Regions from separate parts of the Homo sapiens genome. Here region 1 is linked to region 2. A link is a loop called in an ENCODE intact Hi-C map of the cell type or tissue named here. Cell type or tissue: ascending aorta. All regions are shown on one strand. Links, peaks and the distances in the headings refer to the core of each region. The heading gives the core; the rest is flanking DNA. Region 1 overlaps PMEPA1 (prostate transmembrane protein, androgen induced 1). Region 2 has its middle 41 kb from the start of LINC01742.

Region 1 (12,340 bases), core at 1,803-9,802, 300 kb before region 2:
GGCCGGCGGGTCTCTGTCATACCACTGAACCCTGCTGCTACAGCCAAGCGCAGCTATGGGCAAAACGCACTCGAAAACACTTCATTCACACTCAGAAAAGACCTCATTGACAAAACCAGGCAGCCGCAGTGAGCTGACGCTCAGGCAGCTCCTCCCAGACCCCTCCAGAGTCTTAACACCACGAGGCCAGAACGTAGCTGCCCATTCTTCCCCTGGAGTCCCCAGGAACATCCAAGGGGACGGGATGGCCTTCTATCAAACTTCGAGGACTCAGAGATGTTTCTAAAGAATAAAGAGATGTTCCTAAAAAATTCGGTACCTCCCATGTCCTCAGGAGATACTGAATTCCCCCACAGCCCAGCACAAGGGGCCTGGGGGAATTCGGTATCTCCTGAGGCCATGGGAGTGGACGCTAGGTCTTTGGCTCCCGCTGCTGGCAGATTGTCGCACATTGGCCTGGCCACAGTCTTGTCCCTGCCCCTGGGAAATGGGCCCTTGGTGGGCTGGGTTCTCTCGGGAGCAGGAGACCCACACTGAGGACTGATTGGGGGATAAAGAGGACAAAGGGTCACCCCATCCAAGGCCTGAGTTCCTAGTCTGAGCAGGCCTTGGGCACAAAGACTGGGATTGCCTTTCTGGGTAAACCTGAAGTCTGCGCCACTCCGTGGCTGGGCGGTCACTGCAGTGACGTTCTGCATCATGTCCCGAATACCCTCGGAGCAGCGCCAGGGTGGAAGTGCCATCCCTGGTCGAGGGGCTTGCCTGCACTGGAGCCTCACCCTCAGAGGGCAGATCCTTGCCCAGTGTCACACAACAAGGAGGTGACAAGGCCGAGAAAAGACCTCAGAGCTCAGGGTCTTACCTGAGATGGTGAGGCAGGTGGGTGAGGCACGAGCTCTTGTCTCCATACAGGCAAGAGGGGACCCCCAGGGTCACCCTGAAAAGGGGCCATGGTCGGATAGCCATGCCAGGGGCAGAGCATGGATGGGCTGGGGGGATGTAGACTGGGCCCGGGACAGATAAGAGCTGTATGTGGATCTCTATGGAAGGCCGCGGGGCCCAGGGACTCCTGTCTGGCAGGGGGTCCCCAGGGGAGCTGCCACATTCTGCTTTAGGCCTAGTGAGGCTCCACGTTTACCCAGCCAGGCATCCCGGGCGGCTGTGCAGGCGGCTGGGTAGACAGTGGGAGGAGACTTTCTATTGGCCGAAGGTGTGACGGAATCCTACCCCTTCCTGGCAGCAGGATCCCAGGTGCCGTCTCCTGCTCCACAACAGTGAAGCCCCTGCAGTCGGCCTCTGGGTACGGTACACTCTCCACTAACTGCATCCTCCCCATGACCACGGGCCGCACAGGCCTAGCTTCAACCCACTGTGGAGATGCACACACTGAGGCTCCGAGGGGCAAGGTGAGTCCAGCCTGGAGTTAGTGCCCCTCCAGGGCTGGTGCCTTCTGGAATGTCCAGGCACCGTCACTCTCCCCAGCACTTGAGGGAGGACGGAATAGGCTGTGGGCTCTTCACACCGGCAGTGACAAGCAGTGTGGCCTCCGGCAAATGTTCCACCTCTCTCATCCCCAGTTTCTCCTCTGGAAAGTGGGGTGAACCCCTGAAGTCCCTGATGGCATCCCTGGGCAGACGTAACCAGTGCTTGTTGCTGGAGTGGTAGCAACAGCAAATAAACACGTCGGGGCTTGAGAGCAGCAGGTCTGCAGCACGCCCTCCGGACAGCGTGCTGGGACGCACAGTGGGCCCCGGGTCTGTGGGCCAGGCATTCCCATCAGAGGTCCCAGGGCTGATGCTCCTTGCCCTGGCAACCTGGTGACGCACTGAGGCTGGGGCCTGATGCAAGCAGAGGTGTCCAGACCTGCCAGGGACAGGCCTTCCGGCTAGGGACTGTGGCCAACAGGCTTCTCAGCTGACTTGGCTCAGCCCAGGGACTCTGGGCGCCACCACCAACCCCAGGCGTCCCCAGAAGTGGGGAGGCCACACTCAGTGCTGCCTGTTCTGTGAGTCCTCCCCACACCTGGTGAGCCCCGGCTCAGAGACGTGCCGCAGCCCCAGGGCTGGCCACGTGCCACCTCCTCCCCACAGTTCCCAGCCTGCTCTTTAAACAGCCGCTTCCTGCCCCACGTGGTTGAGTTACACATCCTGGGTGCAGAGATGGAAGCCATTAAGAGATTAACTCTGTGCCGCCCTTTGGTCCACCTGCTGAAGGATACCGAACAGCCGGGCTTCAGGCGGCCGACATGGAGCCGGGAGTTCACCGTCAGAGGCGGGCAAGTTCCCACCGACCCAGATCTGCCCTGTTTGCCCCTGACTTTGTGGAGATTCGAAAGGGAAATTCTTGGGGTTTCCAGAACACCCACCAATGCTCACAACTCTGAGAGATCAACACCCAGGACTGTAATGGAGAGCGGGGTCCCTCCTGCAGGGCTCTGTCCTCCTCACACTCCCGCGCCCACTTCACCTGGTCCTGCACAGCACGGCCTCAAGAGCAGCTCGCCCCAACTTCCTGGCCACGGCCCTCGGCTTCCTTCATCCGTGCACCTGCTCCTGTCTGCGCCCATCCAACTCACCAGCAGCACCCCCTGGGACTGGCTCACAGCCACTTCCCAAACGCAGGGGGAATTTTGCATACCCCGTGTGTGTGCTGGGTAGAGATCTGTCAGGTGGATGGATGGATGGATGGAAGTGCTTTTATAGCCAGTAATGACCAGACCCGTGCTCTGTGCTAAAGCCCTGAATCTCTGGGGAGGTGGATGTGACTGTCAGCCCATTTTACAAATGGGGGATCTGAAGCCCCATTTTGTAGATCAGGGACAGGTCTGAGGGCACGTGGCCAGTACTGGTGGAGATGGGATTAAACTTAGGCCCCGGGACCTGGTGTCCTGTTGCCTCTATGGCTCTCCAAGGCATTGTGACCACATGACCAGATGTCAGCATAGCACGGGCACGAGGGCAGGGCCGCCACCTCCCTTCCGTCTGGGTCAGGGCTGCAGGACTGCAGGCACCTTTCCCACCACTACCCCGGTGGGTAAGAGCCAAATGCCGGCCCCTCGTCTCCACCATCCTGTTGTGTCAGGCCTCTGTGTGGACCCAGAATGCCTTCCTGTGCTGCCTGCCCCAGGTGCCTCCCTGCTTTCAGCCTCATCTCTCTAGGTCTGTCTCCACTCAGCCTCGAGAGATGTGGGTCAAGACGGGGGTCAGCTTGCGCTGCTTGTGAGCCCAGCCCTGCCTCCCTAGCCGAGGGTTCCTCGCAGAGGCTCCCCCAGGTCCCAGTGGTCGCATCTCCTGCATGGCGCTATCACCACTGGGCGTCTCATCTCCCTCCTGGAACGTCAGCTCCATGACAGCAAGGACCTGTGTGCTGCCCTCTCCCCAGGCCCTGCACAGAGCCTGCGACCCGAGGCTGCTCGAGAGTCAGCTGAGTGCGTGAGTGGATCACGAAGCCTCTTCCCAGCCCAGCTCTTCATTCCCCACGTTCCTCCAGCATCTCTGAGGCCCGCCTGGCGGGTGCTTTCCTCCCATTTCAGGGGAGGAAGCTGCTGTCAGGTGGGCTCCCCAGCCCCTGTCTTCCTGCCCTGAATCTGTTTCCTGCAAACGCTGCCATTGGATCCCGTCTGAGTTTTTACAAGGGGCGTCCCACTGCCGCACCCTCAGGCCACAGATGGGATGGCGGGGCACTTACTGAGGACAGGGCATCTTCTCTCCTCCGCCCCTGGCTGTGCCGGCTGATGAAGGACCGTGCAGACAGCTTGTAGTGGCTCAGCAGGCACGTGATCACCACCACCATCACCATCATCACCACCACGATGATGATGATCTGAACAAACTCCAGCTCCGCTGTGGAGACAAAGAGGGACACGTGAGACCCTGGACACCTGCAGGTCGCTGTGCTCAGGGCTCAGCCCTTTTGAGCTTTTTCACCCACCTAGGGGGACGAGAGTGCAACCCAGACTCAGGAAAGCCCCCGCCACTCTCCCGGCAAGGTCACAGGCGATGCCTGGGGCTGGGGTACGTGCAGGGAAGCTGCTCTCACGGCGGAGGAGGGGGTACTGCTGGCTGGGAGAGCACCTCAAAGGTGTCCTGGGACCCAGACACCCCCTCTGTAGGGACTGACCGGAAGGAGGTAACGGGACAGGCAGGAGGAAGGCCCTGCTCTCTGCTCTCAGAGCCTCCTGGAGCCGTTCTGCAGATGCACAGCGTGAGCTGACTGGCAGAAAGGGAGCCCTGCGCACTGGCTCCTGTCGCTGGGCAAAGGCTCGGGCAGACGGTCACAGACCCTTCTTAGGGGCCCAGGGAGGGAGCAGTTGGGAGGAGAAGGGGACCCCTGAGTGCGGAGAGAGGAAGTTGGCACTGAGTTTGGGAGTGAAGCTTTGTGGAATTAAACAAAGAGGAGCTACATGTGAACGTGTGTACACAAACCTATGCACACCTGACACTCCTACACATATGTCAACACACCAACACTCCTACACACACAACACCAACACAAATGCCCCAACACTCCTACACACACAACGCTCCTAAGTACACGTCAACACCAACACACACCCAACACTCCTACACAAATAACACCCCAACACGTACCCCTAACACTCCTACACACAAAACACCCCAACACTCCTACACACACAACACCCCAACACTCCTACACACACGTCAACAACGCTACATACTCCAACACTCCTACACACACGTCAACACCAACACATGACCCAACACTCCTACACAAATAACACCCCAACACGTACCCCTAACACTCCTACACACACAACACCCCAACACTACATACTCCAACACTCCTACACACACATCAACACCAACACATGACCCAACACTCCTACACAAATAACACCCCAACACGTACCCCTAACACTCCTACACACACAACACCCCAACACTCCTCCACACACAACACCCCAACACTCCTACACACACGTCAACAACACTACATACTCCAACACTCCTACACACACGTCAACACCAACACACGACCCAACACTCCTACACACATATCAACACCCCAACACACACCCCTCAACAGTCCCACACCCAAGTCAACATCCCAACACACACTTCCCAACAGACACAAACACACACAGACACAGCGCACCACACGTGCCCACACACACACATCCATCCCAGGACTCACAAACACACGCCACGCTCAACAGGACGGGGGTGTCAGGACCCTCCTCTTGGTGAAAAGGCCTCAGAAAACCCACATTCCAGATGGCTGCGGATGTTGCCATTCGCATTTTCTAAGGTTGGGTTTTTTTGTTTTTTCTTTTTTGGTTTTTGATTTGTTTTTCCCCTAGAAGGCGGAAAAACCCTCAAGTGCTGGAATAGGAAGAAGGTTATTTTGATCCTGCCTGAGCCGGGCAGTTTCTGCTGACTCAAGCGGGTCTGTGCCGAAGCGGCCTCGGCAGCTGGCCGAGCACGGTGCCAGCAGAGCCCCCAGCAATGGGCAAGACGCCGGGTCCCTTGGAGTTGACACGGCAGAGTGGGCACCAGCCGGCAGCGTCCGGGGCCAAAGCTCCTCCAGCTTCGCCCTGCCCAGGACACCCTGCCCAAGGTGTGCAGGAATGTGACTCCCCAGACCCCGGCTGGCATGGGGGCAAGGAGGACTCCCCAGGGCTCCCTGGCACTAACAAGCAATTAGCCAGGCTCCCTGGGGGCCCCAGTTCAAGCCCAGTGCCACTGACTCAGTTCCTCCTCCTCCCAGGACCGAGGAACCAAAGCCGGGGGAGGGGGATCGGGGTGGGCAGGTGTCAGGTGGCAACTGGAGAAAAAACAGGCCGTGCAGAGCCGATGCCAGGCGCTCGGGCCATCAGACAGCCCAGGCAAGCACACTCCAAACCCGGGGGGCCCAGCCATCTCCTGCCACCAGCCTCGCTCTCCCCAAGGCAGGAAAGCAGCCCATCCTAGGTGGGAATGTCACTGTCTGTGAAGTGGCAGACGCCTCTCCACACAGAAGCACTCCCACACCTGTGTCCACTGCCACTCCTTCTTCCCCAACAGGTTTTCCAGAACTTCCCCGTCTCGGGCACTTTATGCATCTGTGCCACCCTCAGCGCGCCATTGTCTACACTGCTACTGAGCCAGTGTTTCTCAGCTGGGGCCGCGTCTGCACCCAGGGCTCAGCGTGCCACTGTCTACACTGCTACTGAGCCCGTGTTTCTCAGCTGGGGCCGCATCTGCACCCAGGGCTCAGCGCGCCATTGTCTACACTGCTAATGAGCCAGTGTTTCTCAGCTGGGGCCACGTCTGCACCCAGGGAACATGTGGCGATGTCTGGAGCCATTTTTGGTTGTCACAACTGGGGGGTACTCCTGGCATGGAGTGGGTGGAGGCCAGGGGCTGTGGTAACCGTCCTGCACCGACAGGACTGTCCCCCATGACAAAGAATGATCCAATCCAGTCGGTCATGCTGTGGGCTGAGCACACCTAAGAACGGGCGTTTTTATTATCATCCCCATTTCACGGGTGAGGAGACACGGGCTCAGAGGGAAAAGTGATTGCCTCGAGAAGTCCAAGACCCTAGAGCTGGCGCGTCCTCCCACTAGGCTTGGTGGGGCTTTCCCAAGCCCCGAGAAGGCTTCGGCCCTGCCTGCTGGGAACTCAGGCCCCAAGCCCTGGGCCGCCTGTGGGACACCCGCATGTTCCTGGCCAGGAGAGATCAGGCTTCAGACCCAGGTCGCTGTGGCCACACCTCCTGTCTCCCCAGACAGGCAGGTCCAGGGCCGGGGCAGCCTGGCCTGATTCTGTAGGGCCCAGGTCCGTCTGTTAGCACTCAGGATAAAGCCGCATTCAGGGTACACACAGGGCTGGCTTTGTGTAACACCCACGCCCCCCCACCCCCGGGGCCTGCAATTCCCTGCCCCCCAACCCTGTGCACTCTTCACCCCAGTTCCCCCTTCCCCAGCTGTCTCCAGGGGCCCAGCCCACATCAGCCCTGGAGGGAGGGAGGTGTGTGGCTGTTTTTGTCCCTGTCCCGGGCCCTGGCAGCCCGCAGGACCCAGACAGCAGTGAGACGGTAGCTGGGGCTGCAGGGCCGGTGGGATGCAGGGGCAATGGAGGAGGCCCCTGCAGACTGAATGGGTGTGGACAAACCCTCACGGCTCTCCTGGCCCCGCCAGGCTCGGCCCCAGGGGCAGGGGGATCTGACTTTTGGACGTCTGTATCCACAGAGTGAGAAAAACGCTCCCAGAAATGAGCACCGGGCTCAGTAGCGCATAAGAGCGTCACCCTGGTCCCTGGGCCACCAACTCCCATTGGGTCACTGGCCCAGGAAAATTCACATGGGAGAGGAGAGAGAAAAACTCTCTAGAAAAGAGAAACTACAACTGACTGCTGGCTAGACTTGGTGAGCCAAGGGCCTGGGTCCAGGCTTAGGGAGATGGAGATTTGCAAGGGTTGCCGAGACTACGGCTCAGGAGCACCCTGGAGAGGAGCAGGGTGGTGGCAGGGAAGCACAGTGGCTCTCTCAGAGGGCCCGGGTCCCAGCCTGGCTCTTGGGGGCCCTCTCTGAGTCCATCGCAGTCTCCCTGTGTCAGCGGGGGGACGGTGGGCAGCAGGGGGACAGTGGGCAGCAGGATGTGCGGGGGACATGTGCTCAGCATGTAGTGCTCCCTGGAGGTGGACCCAGACACGGGATGCTCAATTCCATCCTGGCTCCACCAGAACAAGGGTGGCCCAAACCCATCCACCCTCAAAGAGACATGACCTGCTCTGGAATCGCAGAGGGAGCATCTAATGGAAGACCCTGGAGGGCTCCCTGTAAGGTGGGCACTGAGGCTTTTGGTGCAGGGCACGGAGTGCGGGGCAGAGTGGAGCACAGGCAGAGGGTATAGGTGAGCAGAGGCCGGAACCCAGACCCTCCTGGATGCCCCTGGACATGCCCAGACCTGGAGGTGTTGAGGGGGGCAAGAGAGGTGCTCCAGCCAGCAGCCGGGTCACCCCCACCCATCAGGAAGGCAACACCCTGGGCCAAGGAGGCCCCGAAATCTCCATCCAGCTCCAGTCAAGCCCCACCGGCGCGGATGCTGTGCGGGAGGAAGGCTGGTCAGGCACAGCAGCATTGGGGCCCACAAACAGGTCCAACGAAGACCACCCTTGGGCATGGGGTGAGGAGGCACCTTCCACGCACTTTCACACCCATGGTGCTGCTTCCAGGAGACGCTCAGCTTTAGGGGACAGGAATGCATTCTCTGGGGAGTGGACCATGCAGTGCCTGCTGGCGAGGTCGGTCGCAAACCAGAGACCCAAGGGCACGCGCACCGACCGTCCCTGGCCCCAGCCGTGTTCCCACCTGGCATCACGGGAGCAGGGCTGTGGGCAGCCACCCTCTCCACAGGCCTGGTCCCGGGACTCACCTGGCCTGGGACAGCCACGCCCTGACACTGTCGGTCCCCACCCCACACCACCCCAGGGATGCCTGAGACTCAGCATGCGGGCCTCTACGACGCACTGATCAGGGCCCACTCAGGCCGAGTTCATCAAGCATGGGCTCCCTCCCCACACTAAGTCCCACACATCCCTCTGGGCAGGCACCGTGAATCCACCAGCAAAGACCCCTTGGGGGAGAGAAAGGTGCCTCCCCGCAAAGGCCTTGGAGTCAAGTTCAAAACATGATGTGTGTATGAAGCGGCACCAATATAAACACGGCTCTCCACCCGCGGCAGCTCGCAGAATCCTCTTCGTGCCTGCATTTGTTCCGAGGAGCGCAGGGAGGCTGCTGGGGCCCATTCCCAGTCGCAGCTTGAGAGCCGGACTCTCAGGATCAGATGCCTCGCGGGCAAGGGAAGGAACCCCAGCAGGACTGCCAACGCGAGGCGGAAGGAGAGAAGGCCCAGCGCGGCCGCATCCCTCCCTCTCTCCAGAGGACCCTGGAGCCGGCTGTGAAGCTGTGGTCCTTTAAGGCTGGAACCTCATTTAAGAGTTTTAAAAGGGCCAAGCAGGCCACACCCAAGGCATCTGCAGGGCAGGCGGCTTCAGGACTTCTGGCCAAGAGTTGGGCCCCAGGTCACTTAGTGACTACTGGCAGATATGGAGCCACACCAATCCTGCCTCAGTTTCCCTAATCTGACAGACTGCCCCTTTACCAAGGCATGGACAAAGACATCCCAGATCAAATGCCCAGTATGACACCTGCAGGGGTGGGTCCTACCACTGTCCCTGACCTAGGCTCAACTCTGCTGTGACCACAGGACACATTGCCAAGCAGTCATAGGCCACAGGGGACAGAGCAGGAGAGGGCACACCCAAACTCACTGTAGTCACTGTAAGTATTGTCATGATTCTAACACATGACCCGGGGCCACTGAGCTGAGCCTCCCCAATTTAGGTAACATCACCATGCCCATTTTGCAGATGAAGAAACTGAGGCTTAGGGAGAAGTAGCCCTAGAAGATGCAACTAGGAGCAAGGTTGAGACTTGAGCCCAGAGCCGCCATATAGGAACTCAAAAGGGGGAAGGGTTTCATTCTCCTGCTAAATTTTCCTAGCTCGCCCACGGCGTTAGTCCGCCCGCCCCCTGCCCCGGGAATCTGAGGATGTGGTTCTGATGTTCTGGTCCAGTCCTCGTGCATCCATTGTCTGTGTGATGCTGTGCGCATCTACCTCCTTGAGAGGAAGTTACCTCATCTGTCAAAAAAAAAAAAAAAAAAGAACCAACCGGGGCAGGGGTGAAATAATGGATGCGAGAGCTCAGAACGGGACAGAACGTAGCACACTCAACTGTCACCATTGTCACAATTACTGACACTCCTCTGGGGACAAAAAGCATCCCTCGTTCCCCTGATGGTCCCTGGAAATGCTGAGGTTTGCTGGGCTGCAGAGTACAAGCCTGCTTAGCCAGGTGTTCCCTGACTGGCTTCTGTCCCCAAGGTGGGAGATTTGAGCTCAAGTCAGTCCCAAAGGTCACCCAGGATGGTGGCTGGACCCAAGGCCCCTCAGGGGCTAACATGCGCTGGATCCCATGTTTATATTGGTGCCGCTTCATACACACATCATGTTTTGAACTTGACTCTGAGGCCCTTGCGGGGAGGCACCTTTCTCTCCCCCAAGGGCCCGCCGTGGCAACACAAGCCGCTGGGAAGGAGAAACATCTCGCTCTCATTTCATTCTGGGCATCAAGGCTGTGCTCATCACTTGGAGGGCCCGGGGGCTCCTGCCATTTTTCTTCGTAATTTTTCCCTTGGGGAGGGTGATGAATGCAGCAGGCTCTCGGGGGTGACCAAGCCCATCTTCCAAACACAAAATAAGGTCACTCTAATTTAATTTAGTGTCCTCTTTCCTTGTGAATAATTTCACATTAACAGGTTCGTGTGCCTCGTTGGAGAGGCCCCATCCTCCTTTTCATGGTCTCCTCCAGAGACAGGCACAGTCCCTCTGGGAGGTGCGGGCACAGCTCTGCCCTGTCCTGTTTGTCCTACACTGGCAGGAGAGGAACCGTGAGCAGGCCACTCCCTAGATGCCATGCAGGGGGGCCGAACCCTTTATGCACATCATCTGATTGAATTCTCACCGTCATTCTGTGAGGTCCGTACTTATGGGACCCCCACTTTGCAGATGAGGAGACTGAGGCTGGGAGAGGTGAGGCGACCGCCAAAGACCGCACAGTCCAAGGCTCAGAAATGAGTTCCTCTGACCCCAAAGCCTGACCGTTTGCCCGACCCCCAGCAGTCCTGAGTGTGATTATCCCAAAATGCCAGAAACAGCGGGAGATTGAGCCAAGGGCTTGTGTTGAATGTGACTGATCTTGGGGTCAGTAACAAGTGCCTGGCGTGTCGCCCCCAACGCAGTCCATGAAGCTGGTATTCATGGCCTGTGGTACCCACCTCTGAGCCAGCGCAGAGCAAAATCCGGACGGTGAGGAAGGAAGCGGGTGCCAGGAGTTATGGGCACCTGCCATGGCATAACACAGACGCTGACAGCTGCCCTCTCCTCTGCCTCTTCCTGTGTGCCAAGCCCCTCACCACGAAAGACTTCACCCTGTCTCTGAGTTTTTCATGACAAGCCCCGAGGGGCAGCATTGCCCCAATCACAGGCGAGGGGACGGGCCTGGAAATAGTTTCCAAACTCCGAAGCAGATTTGTGACACGGGAATGATACACACGATGGCACGTGTGCGATACAGAAATATAATTGCATTAAATGACCTCGCAGTGGACACCCACAGCGTCCAGAGCTGGAAGGCCTGTACGGGACATGGGCCTGTGGAGTGAAGATGGTGGCTCCCACCTCCAGCTGTGTCTTTGGTGCAGTCAAGGAGACGATGGTCAGGTGCCTGCATTTGGGATCCAAGGGGACCCCACCTTTCAGTTAGAGCTCAGGTAAGGCAAAGACACTATTCTTTCCCATCCAAGTTTCTGGACCTCTGTTCTTGGGGGCAGAGCCTGGACCTGAACTGAGGGCAGAGCAGGGGCCTCAGGGTTCAGATCCCTGTTGGGACGTTTCATGGCTGTAAACGGGGAGAGGGTCGCTGGAAAATTTGTTAATGTGCAAGAAGAACCCACCCAGCCCACGGGGGCACTAGGCGGGGAGGTGCGGCGGCGACTGAGTTTCTCAGAAATAACGGGGGCAACAATGGGGTGCTGGGGCTCATTTCTCTCTCTTCAGCTGGGGAGCTGGGAGCAGAGTCCACCCGGCTCCTGCCGGCCCCATGGAGGTTTCCAGACCAGACGACCCCCCTCCACCGCCACCCCAACAGTCTGTCCCAGGGGAGGGGCAGCTGGCGTCCTTCCTGGTTAACAAGCAGCCAGTGCATGGGGCCCTGTCTGGCCTCCTGGCCGCACACCGAGGAATTAGGAATTGGCGCTGTCTGAAATTTATGAAAATCTAATCTTGTTAGGCCTGCCTGGATGAGACCCGCCTGGCGGGGCCTCATTGTCATTCTGCAGAGCCCCAGCGGCCCTGGGGTTCCAGCCACTTCATTTACTGCCCTCTCCCCTACCTACCCCCACTACATTTGAATAGGAACCCAGCTCCCTGCCACCCCACCCCAGCCCCCCGAATTTTAAGTACAATCAAACCAGCCGTCAAAGGAATAACTTTCTGATCACTCCTGGTGCCATTTCAAACACCCCCGACGGCATGTCTATTTCTTAGGGTAAGACCTTTTATGGGTAAAAAAATTTGCTCTGTCTTCCTCTTGAGGTTTGGGGGGCGGGCGGCAAATCTAGGCCGGTTTTCTCGTTTTTAAAACCAGACTGTACTGCTTTCAGAGTGCTTGCTTTGTGGCAAGCACACGGCTGAGCACCTGGCACCCGGACAGGTGAACCTGGGACACTGTCCCATGTTGGGGAGGGACGCTGAGAGGGGACAAGTCACGTGGT
Region 2 (12,340 bases), core at 1,781-9,780:
TCCTCCTTGCCCACCCCACAGGCATTGTACTGACTGGCATGGGGTTTGAATGCTTTGCCTCGCAGCTAACATGGTTTCAACTCTGTGGCGTCATTCCTGTTCCAGGGCTCCCCATGGGACTGTGCTAGACTCCAGCTAAGACCAATCCTTGCCCAGCCCCTTTCTGCCCTCACTGCCTTTCCAGCTTCTCCTTAGAGCCCTCCTTCAATACATGCCTTGGATGAGGATCTCACAACATTTGGCCAAATGTGGTGCCCAGACCACTTGTATCGTGGTCCTGGAATCCCACCCTGGACCTACTGAGTCAGAGCCTTTGGATTTGGGGCCCTAGCACCCGCCTTTGTAACAAAGGCTCTTTGAAACTAGTGTTTGAGGGAGCTTGGCTCAAGTTAGAGAAACAGAACGAAGACCTGCAGGGACCGAGCAGCCTTGAATGGGGGACCCGAAAGAGGAACCCCACCCTATGAATGGACCCCAGGAGAGACACTAAGGAGTTGGATTTTATTGATGTAAAGTAGCAAATATTCCTGTGTCCCCAGGAAGGGTGAGGTTCTATGCCAGGTTGGGATGAGATTACCGAAATGTTTGAGAAAGAAAGAGCTCTTCCCGCTGAGAACACCGCTCTTAAAACTCCACCTCCCCATGGCTTCACATCAGCAAAGCCCAGAGATCGCGCCAACCACACATGGAGACCAATAGGACCAAGAAGGCAGATCTGCCGGGATTAGGGAAGAACTTGAACCTGTGGCTGCAAAGTTGGCGCTTGGCAGACACTCAGGATGCTCTGCTTCTCTCCAAGATCTGGGCCTTCTTTTTGATGACAAAAGTTGCCTTAGCCCCAGCTCCTAAGCACTTAGAAACAAAATAAAATTAAGTTTTGAATAACAAGTCTTGAGTTGTTGGGGTGAGGTCACTGTTGAACCACTGTGTCAGGCCCAAAGAATGTTTCCATTGCCCGCCGCCTCTCGGGTGACCCCCTCAAAGGAGGCCCGCCTGCTACAGCAGGTCACAAATAGAGGGCAATTAATTTTTACAACCCTCTGCTCTCAGCGGCCACCACATGCTGGGGTGAGGTCACTCTTGCCACTTTATTTTTATCTGTTTTAAAGATGTTGGTGTCTTGAGACTCACACTTCCCCAGCGAGCTCAGATCCCCTGGTTCACAAGTGGCAGCTCTGCAGAGCTCCATGGTGGGTGACTGTGGGTGACAGCAAAGACCACCACCCAATATTACGCAATATTACGTGAGCTCAGACGAGTTCCTTCCCCTCTCAAGGCCTTGGTTTTCTCAACCCCAAATGCTAAGCATCGACTAGACTAGCAGTTCCCAAATTTCAGTAATTTCTGAACCACCACCATCATTTTGGCCTGACCTACCACCTGCACTATAATTCAAGTCACTATTTTTCTTTTCCTGTAAATCACCTCACATTTCTAATTAGACATTTAACTAAAAGGAAACTTGAGATCATTATCATAAATGGAAGTCGACATTCCTTGCCATTAATAAAAGGTAACTACAGAGATAAATACCTTGACCACAAACGAGCATTGCTAAATTCCAGCCAGATACTGCTGCCTGCTGATGGCTTCAAGCCTGAGGCCTCTCTCTCTTTGTTCAAAAGGGAGCTTAGAAGTGTCAGGAGGTGCTAAAGACTCTTAGTGCCAGATGAAGAATTTTCCTTTGATCTAACCACAGGGGAATAATTTTCACACTGTATAAATCGATGCCCTAAAATCTCAAATCACCTTCCCCTCAACCAGCAGTTTGGTTGAAGAAGCTGGAAACTTGGGAAGACACTGGTTTAAACCTTTCCTACAAATCTTTACTTTTGAGTGATGATATAAAGCTCTAGATTGCTTCTGGAGCTTTCTTGCAAGCTACACAGCATTTGGCCAAGTGTGGTGCCAGGACCACCTATATTACAGTCCTGGGACCCCAACCTGGATCTACTGAGTCAGGGTCTTTGAATTTGAGGCCCGAGCACCCACCTTTGTAGCAAGGGATCTTTGAGACTAGTGTTTGAGGGGGCTTCACCCAAGTTAGAGGAACAAAATGTGGCACTTGTCAGAAGGCCTGCGGGAAGAGACCAGCCTTGAATGAGGGCCCCGAGAGTGAAGCAAGAATCCACTCTGGTTAGTGCTGGTGGTGTCGGCCGCTATGCACTTGTGAAAATAAATGACTCTCTTCTGGATAAGGTAGAGATGCCTGGTGGACTTATTCCGAGCCAGAGAAGACCCAGCAAATTCCTCTGACTCTGTCTCAGAATGGTGTGGAATGAACTCCACCCCATGGACCCCAGGAGAGACCTTAAGGAGTTGGATTTTATTGACATCAAGTAGCAAACATTCCTGTGTTCCCAGGAAGGGTGAGGTTCTGTGCCAAGTTAGGATACGATTATTGAAACTCTTGAGAGAGAAAGAGCTCTTCCCTCTGAGAAGCATCAACCTAGAGCTGTGAGCGGGGCTGGGGTGCCGCGCTGGCCCTGTCTCTGCTCTTGCGCCACGGTGAAAACATCTTTCACTGGGAGTTGTCAGCTCTGCCCTCTCTGCCAACAGAAACTTGGAAGCAGCCGTGCCTTTCTGCCTCCCGCTTGCCTTCCCAGCAGGTCTGATCAATGTCCGTTTTAAACCAGGACATTTCGTCTCACTGTGGAGCCTGTGAACACAGGGCACTGTGGAGCCCAGCTTCTCCTTGTTCATTGTCGTGCAGGGACTGCCATTTGGAGAGAAAAGTCAGGTTGGGAGGCTCTGCTGCAGGCCGCCTCTTTGAAAATCAGATGAATTCCAAGCAAGGGCAAAGATGATCGTGTATCCTGAGAGGTTCCAAGTCTCTGTGCCTCGCCTCCTCATGTGAGGCAAGGTAGCCATTGTCCCTTCCTCATAAGGTGGCTAGGAGGAGGGGATAAAGTCAAGTCTACGAAGCACTGAGCACACACACACAAAATAATAGAAGCTGTTCTGGGAAAGATAGTGTCCCTCCCAAAATTCATGCCTCCCCAGAACCTCAGAATGTGGGCTTATGTAGAAATGCAAATGTAATTAGGTCAGCTGATATCATAATGGATCAGGGTGGGTCCTAAATTCAGTGACTGGCACCTTTATGAGAGGAAAGGGCTGCAGAGCTATGAAAACACACAGGAGAGGAGCCACTTGGCAGTGAGTCAGACTGGAGTTTCGCTGCCATAAGCCAAGGAGCGTGGAGGATTCCTGAGTTGCGTGGAATGGATTTTCTCTTACAGTCCCCAGAAGGAGCCAGCCCTGCCAACACCTTGATGTTGGACTTCTGGCTTCCAGAATTGTGAGAGAACAAATTTCTGTTGCGTTCACTGTGGTTCTCTGTAACAGCAGCCCTAGGATAGTAATGCAGAAGCTAATTTACTGAGCATGAAGTAGGCACCAAGCATTTTGTTAAACACATTACAGACGTTATCTCCAATCCACCCACCTGAGGAAGTTGATGCTATCATCACTTCTGTTTTACAAATGGAGAAACCGAGGCCCTGGTGCTCAGCTGCCCAAGTGCACCCAGGTAAGTGGCAGACCTGGAATTTTTAAACCCTTGTCTCTCTGTTTCCAAAACCTTGTTTGTTCTAGTATCACTCAGCTCCATGAGGCAAGAACTGGGTAGGGCTCTTGTTTTCTAATGGATCTCACACCTGGCAAAGTTCCTGGCACATAGTAGGCCCTCAAGAAAAGTGTAATGACTGCAGCTGGGCAAGGTGGCTCAAACCTGTAATCCCAGCACTTTGGGAGGCCGAGGTGGGTGGATTGCCTGAGGTCAGGAGTTCGAGACCAGCCTGGGCAACATGGTGAAACCCCATCTCTACTAAAATAAAAATACAAAAATATTAGCCGCGCGTGGTGGTGGGCACCGATAGTCCCAGCTACTTGGGAGGCTGAGGCACGACAATCACTTGAACCCGGGAGGCAGGGGTTGCAGAGAGCCGAGATAGTGCCATTGCACTCTAGCCTGGGTGACAGAGCAAGACTCTGTCAAAAAGAAAGGAAGAAAGGAAGGAAGGAAGGAAAGAAGGGAGGGAGGGAGGGAGGAAAGAAAGAGAGAGAAAAGAAAGAAAGAGAGAGAAAGAGAGAAAGAAAGAAAAGTGGAGTGACTGCATTCTGTGATTCTGTAAATTCAGAGGATTTGGGAATTTTACGCTCTTTACTGAGCTAGTAAATAAACAGTATATTGAAGGCCTGCCGTGTGCCAGGCACGAGGGACACAGCAGCAAATAAAACAGTCATGGCTCTGGCTTCGTGGAGTTCCCAGTCCAGCAGTGGGACATTGACACTGAGGAGGTGAACCCTGAGAGAAAGCAGGTGGTTCCTGTGCCGGTCGTTGTGCTGAGTGCTGGGAAGGACCTCACAGGGAAAAGCAGCACAGAGGAGCTGAGGACGCCGTGTGACAGAAACGGTGTCATTGTGATGCCTGGGATTCTCTCCAAGGGCCCGTGCTGCATCCAGGACTGTGAGGGCCTGGAGAGCAGACTGTCTTGAGAAGATTCTATAAAAGTCTAAGAGTTCATCCATTTGATTAGCTGTATTGTTTACTCTTTAGAAAAAAATAAAAGGAGGTCTGGGTTTCTTCCCTTGGCCTCTAAGACACCTGACCTTGCACCCAGGGACTTCCAGGTTGGGCTCTTGGCAACAAAAGCGGGGGCCCCACAGCGACGGCTCCTCCAGGGAAGAGGTTGTGCTGCTCAGCCTGGGCCTCCCACACTCCCCTGGGAACAGGTAGCAGGTGCAGACAGCCAGCCCGGAGCCTGGGAATCTTGTCCAGGACCACAGCCAGGAGCCTGGTTTCCAGAGCGTCCCCGCTTCCTGGGGTGAGCACCCTCCTCCCTGCTGATCTCCAAAGCTGACCCCTGAGGAAGTTCTCAAAGACGCAGCCCCTGAATCGGAAGGTCTGGTAGACGAGGTGCTGTGATGTCTGCGCAGGGTCTTAACTTCGGTTCTCTAAAGGAGAGAAGAAAGGAAGGGAAGAAAACAGCCGGAAAAAGAAACAAGAAAGAAAACAGCTATTTATCTTGATTTTTATTTGATTATAAAAATAACCCAAGTTTGCTCTAAAAAATTCAAGCATAAGACAATCAGTTGGTCTTTAGCCTTTGGTGAGTATAAGAACCTAGTGGGGAGATGATTTAAAATGCAGATTCTGCGGGTCCTGTCTTGGGGTGATTCCAGGGTAAGCGGCTTATGGGGTGCACGCTTAGAAGTGCTGATATAGAAAGTATGTGCCGGGCTGGGTGTGGTGGCTCACGCCTGTAATCCCAGCACTTTGGGAGGCCAAGGCGGGTGGATCACCTGAGGTCAGGAGTTCGAGGCCAGCCTGGCCAACATGATGAAACCCTGTCTCTACTAAAAATACAAAAATTAGCCAGGTGTGGTGGCAGGTGCCTGTAATCCCAGGCAGGAGAATCACTTGAACCTGGGAGGCGGAGGTTGCAGTGAGCTGAGATCATGCCACTGAACTCCAGCATAGGCAACAAGAGCAAAACTCTGTCTCCAAAAAATATATATATATGTGTGTGTGTGTGTGTGTGTGTGTGTGTGTGTGTGTATATATATATACATATATATACATCTATATATACATATATATACATATATATACATATATACACATATATATACATATATATGTGTATATATATATATATATATACACACACACACACACACATACATATATACGTATGGTCAGAAGTTTGAGGCTGGTCTCGAACTTCTGACCTCAGGCAATCCACCTGCCTGTATAATCCACACATGTATATATACGTCTATATTTATGTATATATATGTGCCGTTCCTTTCCAATTAGAAGCATTGAGCAGGGAGAGAAAGTTCCACCAAGAAAAGACTGGAAGGATGGTGGACCCCCGGGAGAGACTGCAGGAGCCTGTGCCTGACGTCCTGCCTTTCTGCAAGGATCCTCTTTTAGCTCAGAAATTCTGCTTTGGGACAGGACCCAGAGTGGAGTCAGATCCAGGTCAAGTCACTCAGAGGTTGTTGATGTGTTAGACGTGAGGTGCTGTGAGAAGCGTGGCTGGACAGCATTTAAAACAAACCAGCGTGTCAGAACTCACCAAAGATCAGGATGCTGCCCAGAGCTGTTGATAAGAACCTAGCCGGAAGGGGAGTCCTAGGAAGATGCCGGCATCAACCATAGAGCAAAGATCTGCAGGCTGGAGATTTTAAGAAGTTTCTAAAACTTTTATTGTTGTTACAATAAAAGTTACATAAAACTGGCCAATTAATGTTAGTGTCACCAGAGCTAGGAATTTCTCCTTAGAAGCTCAGAGCTTGTTTCTGGTGGCATAAGTGAAAATCTGTCACATTGTCAGCTCTGAATGTTCATCCTTCAAGAATGTGGCTGTTCCCCACTCTAAATACACCGTAATCATTCTGTTTGGTCCTTAAATGAGCAAATCATCTTCATGGGTTTCTTAGGCCAAGAAATGATTGATCCTATATCATGAGATCAGAAAGGCCCAGGCATGTTTTTGGAAAGTTCAGAATACTCTGCCTACACATGTCAGCTGGGAGGGCTTAGAAAGAGTTACCTGCTGCAACATGGACAAACCTTGAGGACATTAGGCTAAGCAAAATAAGCCACTCATGAAAGGACAGACGGGATAATTCTGCTTGGAGGAGGCACCTAAAGTGGCCGGAGTCACAGAGACGGGAAGTAGAATGGAGGTTGCCAAGGGCTTGGGGGAGGGGGAACGGGGAGGTATTCAAGCCAGGCCAAATTTCAATTCGTGGTGATGAAAACGTTCTACTAGGCCAGGAACAGTGGCTCACGCCTATAATCCCAGCACTGCGGGAAGCCGAGGAGGGCAAAACACCTAAAGGTCAGGAGTTTGAGACCAGCCTGGCCAACATGGTGAAACGCCATCTCTACTAAAAATACAAAAATTAGCCAGGCGTAGTGGTGGGCACCTGTAATCCCAGCTACTAGGGAGGCTGAGGCAGGAGAATTGCTTAAGGCCAGGAGATGGATGGTGCAGTGAGCTGACATGGCACCACTGCACTCCAGCCTGGGTGACAAGAGCAAAAGTCCGTCTCAACAACAACAAAAAACTCTTCTGATGGAAGGCAGTGACAGTTGTACAACAATGTGAATGATGTGAATGTACTTAGTGACCCTAAGCCATATGTAAAATCCTGTGCGTATTTTACCACAATTTTTTAAATAAACCTTCCCCAAATCTACAAACATGACATCTTTGAGATTTGCACAAAGCTTCCATCTACAGTGAGGAAGTTTCACCTCATTGTCTGGAAGCCCCAACCACTAAAAATTGGGGTCCGAGGTTCTCAGTTTCTTGTCACCCCTTCACTGCTCCCCCACCCTTACTAGCCTATTACTGCTCCCACTAACACTGCCCTCCAAGTACTAGGCCCACAGCCACAGCGGCCCGGCGCCGTCCCCACTGCCGCTCTCGAGAACCAGCCATCAACAGCTCCACACAAGCTCTCTTTTCTGTTTTACCAACAGAACTGGGACTGGACGGGTTTAACCCCAGGGCTCTGGCAGTTTCCATTTCTCTGTGTTAAAAAAGCTTTTAGCCTAAACTTAAGCCAAGTATGCCTCCAGGAAATACTTGCTTCTTCCCTGTCCCCCAGGGAACCAGGCCTGGGGCCAGACGAAAGAAGCAAAGAAAAGGGAATTTATGCACTGAAAAAACTGGGGCAAGAAGGACTGCCAGCTGTTCCGGCCACAGCCTGTCCCATCTTTGGGGATGGTGCTGGTCCGGTCACTGTGTAGGAGTGCTAGACTGTCTTGTGCATGGAGAATTGGGAAGAACGTGGACCTGGAGTCAGAGGCCTGGGTGCTGGCTCTGTCTGAACTGGACTGAGAAGGATAAAGGGACACTCGCTGGAAGGATTTGCTGATACAGTCCACACAGAGGCTCTGCCTGTGTGCACACAGATCAGAATACGCACTTAATGAGTGGTTATGCCCACGAAGAAGAAAGGGGAGAAGGAGGAGACAGAGGAGGAGGTGGGGATGGAAATGGTAACAACTCTCTCAGCCAACCCTCAGATGAGTCAAGCTGGCTACTGAGGTCACAGGAGCCCAACCCAAAGTAGCTGAGAAGCAAAAGGGAGTTTACTGGTTCATTTTAAGGCATTTTTCAGAAGTAGGTCTGGCTGCAGGCACAGCTGGATCCAGGAACTCAGGCTCTGTCTTCTGGGGTCTTTCTCCTTCTCGCCTCTACCTACTTGTACTCAGCTTCTGGCTCTCCTCCATCAAAAAGGCTCCTGTCCTTCGGCCCCATGGCGGAGACAGCAGCCCCTGCTATTCTAGGTTTGTGTCCTCCCAGTGGTAGGAACAACACAAAAAGCTTCTTCCTGTCTGTCTCCAAGCACAGCAATTTCAGGGAATACTGTTTCTGGCCCAACCTCTTGACAAGAGGGATGGGGCCATAATGGCTTAGGTCAGGTCACCTGCCATCCCAGGGGGTACAGGGACCGGGCTCTGTGATGACAGTCCCAGAAGAATCATCCTTGTTCTCCAAAGGAAAGGGACGTGGTCCTACATCATGCAAAGGAAGGGGCAGACCCTTCCTTTCCTTTCTCTTCCTTCCACTGCCCCACCCTTGACACCCCACTTCCCAGAGACCATTAAGACCATCAGGTGACCAACTGCCAGGTGGGAAAGGACCTGAATGACTTACCAGCCATTTGTACCTTCAAGTGAATTCATTTCAGGGGGTTGCTCTCATCCCTCTCAGTTAAATGGTGTTCAGATAGTGGAATGAGGGAATGGAGGAGATACTGGAATGTGGCTGAATATTTCATCGAGAAGGGAGGCCAGCTTTGTGTTTTGTTTTCTACACCGTCCCAGTGAGCCTGCTCCAGACCAGGAATGCTCACAAGCACCTCCACCGTTCATCCTGAATGGCTCTGGAGGTCAAGGCTGGGAAAACCGTGGGAAGGTGGTTTGGGGGTCTCCCTTGGTCTACCCCAAGGTTTTCCCGGGGGCAGCCCAACCCAAGCCTCCTGTGAAGCGGAAGCCACTTCCAGCACAACACTTGGAGCGCTTGGAGCACCTTGTGGCCGACATCGAATGTCATTCCTGCCCTACATCTTCGCTGCATTCATCAACCTACATTTTCACTGCATTCATCAATGCCTTAGGTGGTCACAGCACCCGTTCCTCTGGCCACAGTGGTAGGCTCAGGAGTGGGCAATTGGCCTCAGCCAGGCCATTTGGGGCCCTCTCTGAAAATGGCTGTGTTTGCTGTTGTTGGTAAAGTGGCTTTTCCTTTTGGGTGTGGAGCTGTGAGGACACCCGTGGAGGACAGCTGGGGTGCCCCCTGACTGCAGGGCAAGGCAGCCTCTTTGCTAGAAGTGGAACAGAAGCCACTTAGAATCAAGTGAGGAGAGACAGAGAATGATCCAGAAGACACAGCTCAAGTCCCTAGATCCAGCCATGCCTGCAATTAGCACTCTCCCAGAATTCTAGTGAAAATGAGGTAGTACATTTTCTTTTTTTTCTTAGCTATTTTGCACTGGGCTTCTGAACCTGCCACAGAAAGACTAATGGATCCAAAGATTGTCTGGGAGGAAAGAATGATCTGCCCAGAGTGGGTGAGAGAACTCACTCTAGGCAGGACCCCCATGAGCTGCCTCTGCTGGCTGACCTGACATTCTCATTCAACAATTTACTGAGAATCAGGAAAAAACAGCTGGGACTCATGAGAGTCACCCCATGGGCTCTGCAGCCAGCTGCCTGATGCCCTTGGCTCTGCCACACACCAGCCCTATGACCTGGGCAAAGTCACTTCACCTCTCAGTTTCCCCACCTGTAAGTTGGGTAGATGAGAGGAGCTTCCTCAGGCTCGTAGGCTGTGGGAGGAAAAGACAGCCACCAGAAGCCCCCTCAGGCCCATGCACGGCCCTGCACCCCCACTCCCAGCACGGGTGGGCCGTGCAGCACTGGGGTTGCCAGCTTACTGTCCATCTTTTTCCTGAACTGGGAGTTACTTGGGGCCAAGGGTCTTCCTTGTGCCACTCACCATGGAGTCACCCCACTTTCGATGGCTTAGCTTTTAGTCAATAACAACTTTGCTAAATGGATATTGAATGGATGCTGGGACTTTGCCTCATGGATTTGCAAGTGGTTTGCTCACCAGAGAAACACAGACACGTGCCCTTCCCAGGATCTTTTCATTCCCACCCCCAGTGCAACCTATGAGGTCATCATTTCTCTGTAAGAAGGCACAGTGAACAACCTCTGTCAGGGGCCCAGCTTGCCGGTGCTGAGAGCTTCCATCTTTCCTGCCCACCTGGTAGTTGTCTGGAGGCAAGGGTGTTGTGTCATTCATCCTAAGAGCACGAGGCAGTCCTGGGATTTTTCACCCGGAGTTCCCATTTCTAAGGAGTTCTCTGAGTTCCCTGGTGAGAGAGGGGCCCTTGTAGAGACAAGCAGAAGCTGTAGACTGGCTGGGAGCTTCGAAGGCTGTCAGGCTTAGAGATGAAAGTGGCCTGGCTGGGAAGAAGGCAGTGGGATGAGAGTGGGCCAGCCAGGACATGAGTGTGAGGGATGAGGAGTACCCCAATTCTGGACCCAGCCTGCCTCACACAACAGGGCACTGCCACCTGCTGACTCACCATCACTGGCAGGTTACTCGTGTTCTCTGTGCCTCAGTTTCCTCATCCTTAATATAATGCTGATCATAGAGCCTATCTCATAGGGCTATTCTGAAGATCAAATCAATTAATATATGCAAATGCTTGGAACAGCCATCAGCACATGGTGAGTGCGGTGTGAGTGCTTCCCTCCATCTTTATTATCACTGCCTCTTCATGTGGGGCACGACTAAGAGGCGCTGACGTCCTGGATCAGGGACCTTGTCATTCAGAGCTCTACCCCCGGGGGGCCAATAGACAGTGGGGAGCTCTCCAAATGCTGGTGCTACAGAATCGTAAGGAGCAGAAGCAGCTAATGGTGGGAAGCCCCCCGACCCCGGGCAGCCAGAGCCTTCCTCCGTGGATGACAGGTCCACTCAGACCTGACCTTCCTCCTAAGTGGCTACACAGGCTTATCTCGGGGACACTAAGTGCTCCCTCTTCTATTTGCTGTAGAGAACAACAGTAGAAATTGTAATTTACAGGTTGTCTGCAAATTACCGCCTGGTCTGATTTATAATTCATAGTACAATATTTATTTCTAACAGGAAATTAATTTTGGAAACTCAGTGGGTGATTAAATTAAATTGCAAAACCATTCCACTTGCTTGGGAGGAGGGGAGTGAGTAACTGGAGATTATATTAAGAGATAAATTGGGAAGCATCTACACTCAGAAAACCTGAGATAGGAGGAGGGAAACAGTTCATCCCTACTCGAAGGAGATGGCCGTCTTGTCAAACATTTATTACAGAACATGTGCCCTCATGCTTTGGGGTCTCACAGTTACAGCCTTTTCTCAGTGGATTTGTCATTAAGGCAAAGAAAAATAAAGGCTGAATTGACTGTATATCCAATTCAATGGCACTTTGAATAATGAGCAATCCTAGGGAACAAGGTGGAAGCTCATAGCATTTTCATGACCAGTCTTGGGAGCCACACAGCATCATTTCTGCCACATTCCCTAACACTCCACCCAAGCTCCTCCCACTACTGAATGGGAGGAGTGTCAATGTCACATTTGTTAGAAGAGCAAGTGGGGTGGAATGTGTTTTCTTTGAAAAACACAATCTGCCCCAGGGTATAACATCTTAGACAAGAGCCTGACACATAGCAAGAAGCACCATGAATGTTAGCCATTCCTTCTGCCTGGGGGACGAGGAAGGTCACCTGGAGGGGATGGTGTTGGACTGGGCTTTGAGCAGTGAGGATTTCCATAGGCAGATGCTGACTTGGGACACCTCGGGCAAAGGGATCAGAATGAACAAAAGAGAGAACAGAGAGAAAGGCTTGACAGAAGCTGATGGCCCCTCCTGTGGGGAGCATCGGGACTATGGAATGTGGGGTGAGAGATTTCCAGGAGACATGAAGGCCAGGCATCCAGGACTGGACCTTGGAGGGAGCCCTTGAAGGGAAAGTTTTTGAATCTGTTGTAAAAACCTTTCTGATTTTGGAGTGAGAAGCAGCCCTAGAGGTTTATTCCACCTCTTGTTTATTCATTCAACAATTTTCCATGAAACAGTCCCTAGTACATGCCAGATATTGGGGAATACACTGCTGAACAAAATAAACATGGTGCCTGCCTGCGTAGCTTACAGTCTTGCAGAAGAGACAGTGACAAAGCAATAGGCGAATTATTATACCATGGCAGATTCTTGAGTGTTGGCATGGAGAATGGCAGGGAGACACCTTGTAAGG

What was found. Peaks named below come from ENCODE experiments on the same cell type or tissue, not always from the same donor. Only the 100,000 strongest peaks of a DNase experiment are listed, where the experiment ranks them.
Region 1: a loop joins it to region 2, with 1.9 times the contacts of the local background. A loop is called at or near these places in 6 of 110 quality-filtered maps.

The regions. Positions count from the first base shown.
Region 1 is chr20:57,655,856-57,668,195 of GRCh38, forward strand. It overlaps PMEPA1 (prostate transmembrane protein, androgen induced 1), which reads right to left. Exons shown (of 4, transcript NM_020182.5): 2 at 3,688-3,842. Among named protein-coding and RNA genes, the nearest start is that of ZBP1, 42 kb to the left of the region's middle. RefSeq lists enhancers at 1-45, 1,881-2,010, 5,862-6,734, 7,994-8,508, 11,014-11,630. In ascending aorta, for the core only: no CTCF peak of the experiment used is centred there; DNase peaks (open chromatin) are centred at 1,846, 5,686, 6,706 and 8,896; H3K4me3 peaks cover 2,352 bases; H3K27ac peaks cover 5,584 bases.
Region 2 is chr20:57,956,638-57,968,977 of GRCh38, forward strand. No RefSeq gene overlaps it. Among named protein-coding and RNA genes, the nearest start is that of LINC01742, 41 kb to the right of the region's middle. In ascending aorta, for the core only: no CTCF peak of the experiment used is centred there; DNase peaks (open chromatin) are centred at 2,563, 6,744, 7,624 and 8,074; H3K4me3 peaks cover 480 bases; H3K27ac peaks cover 3,391 bases.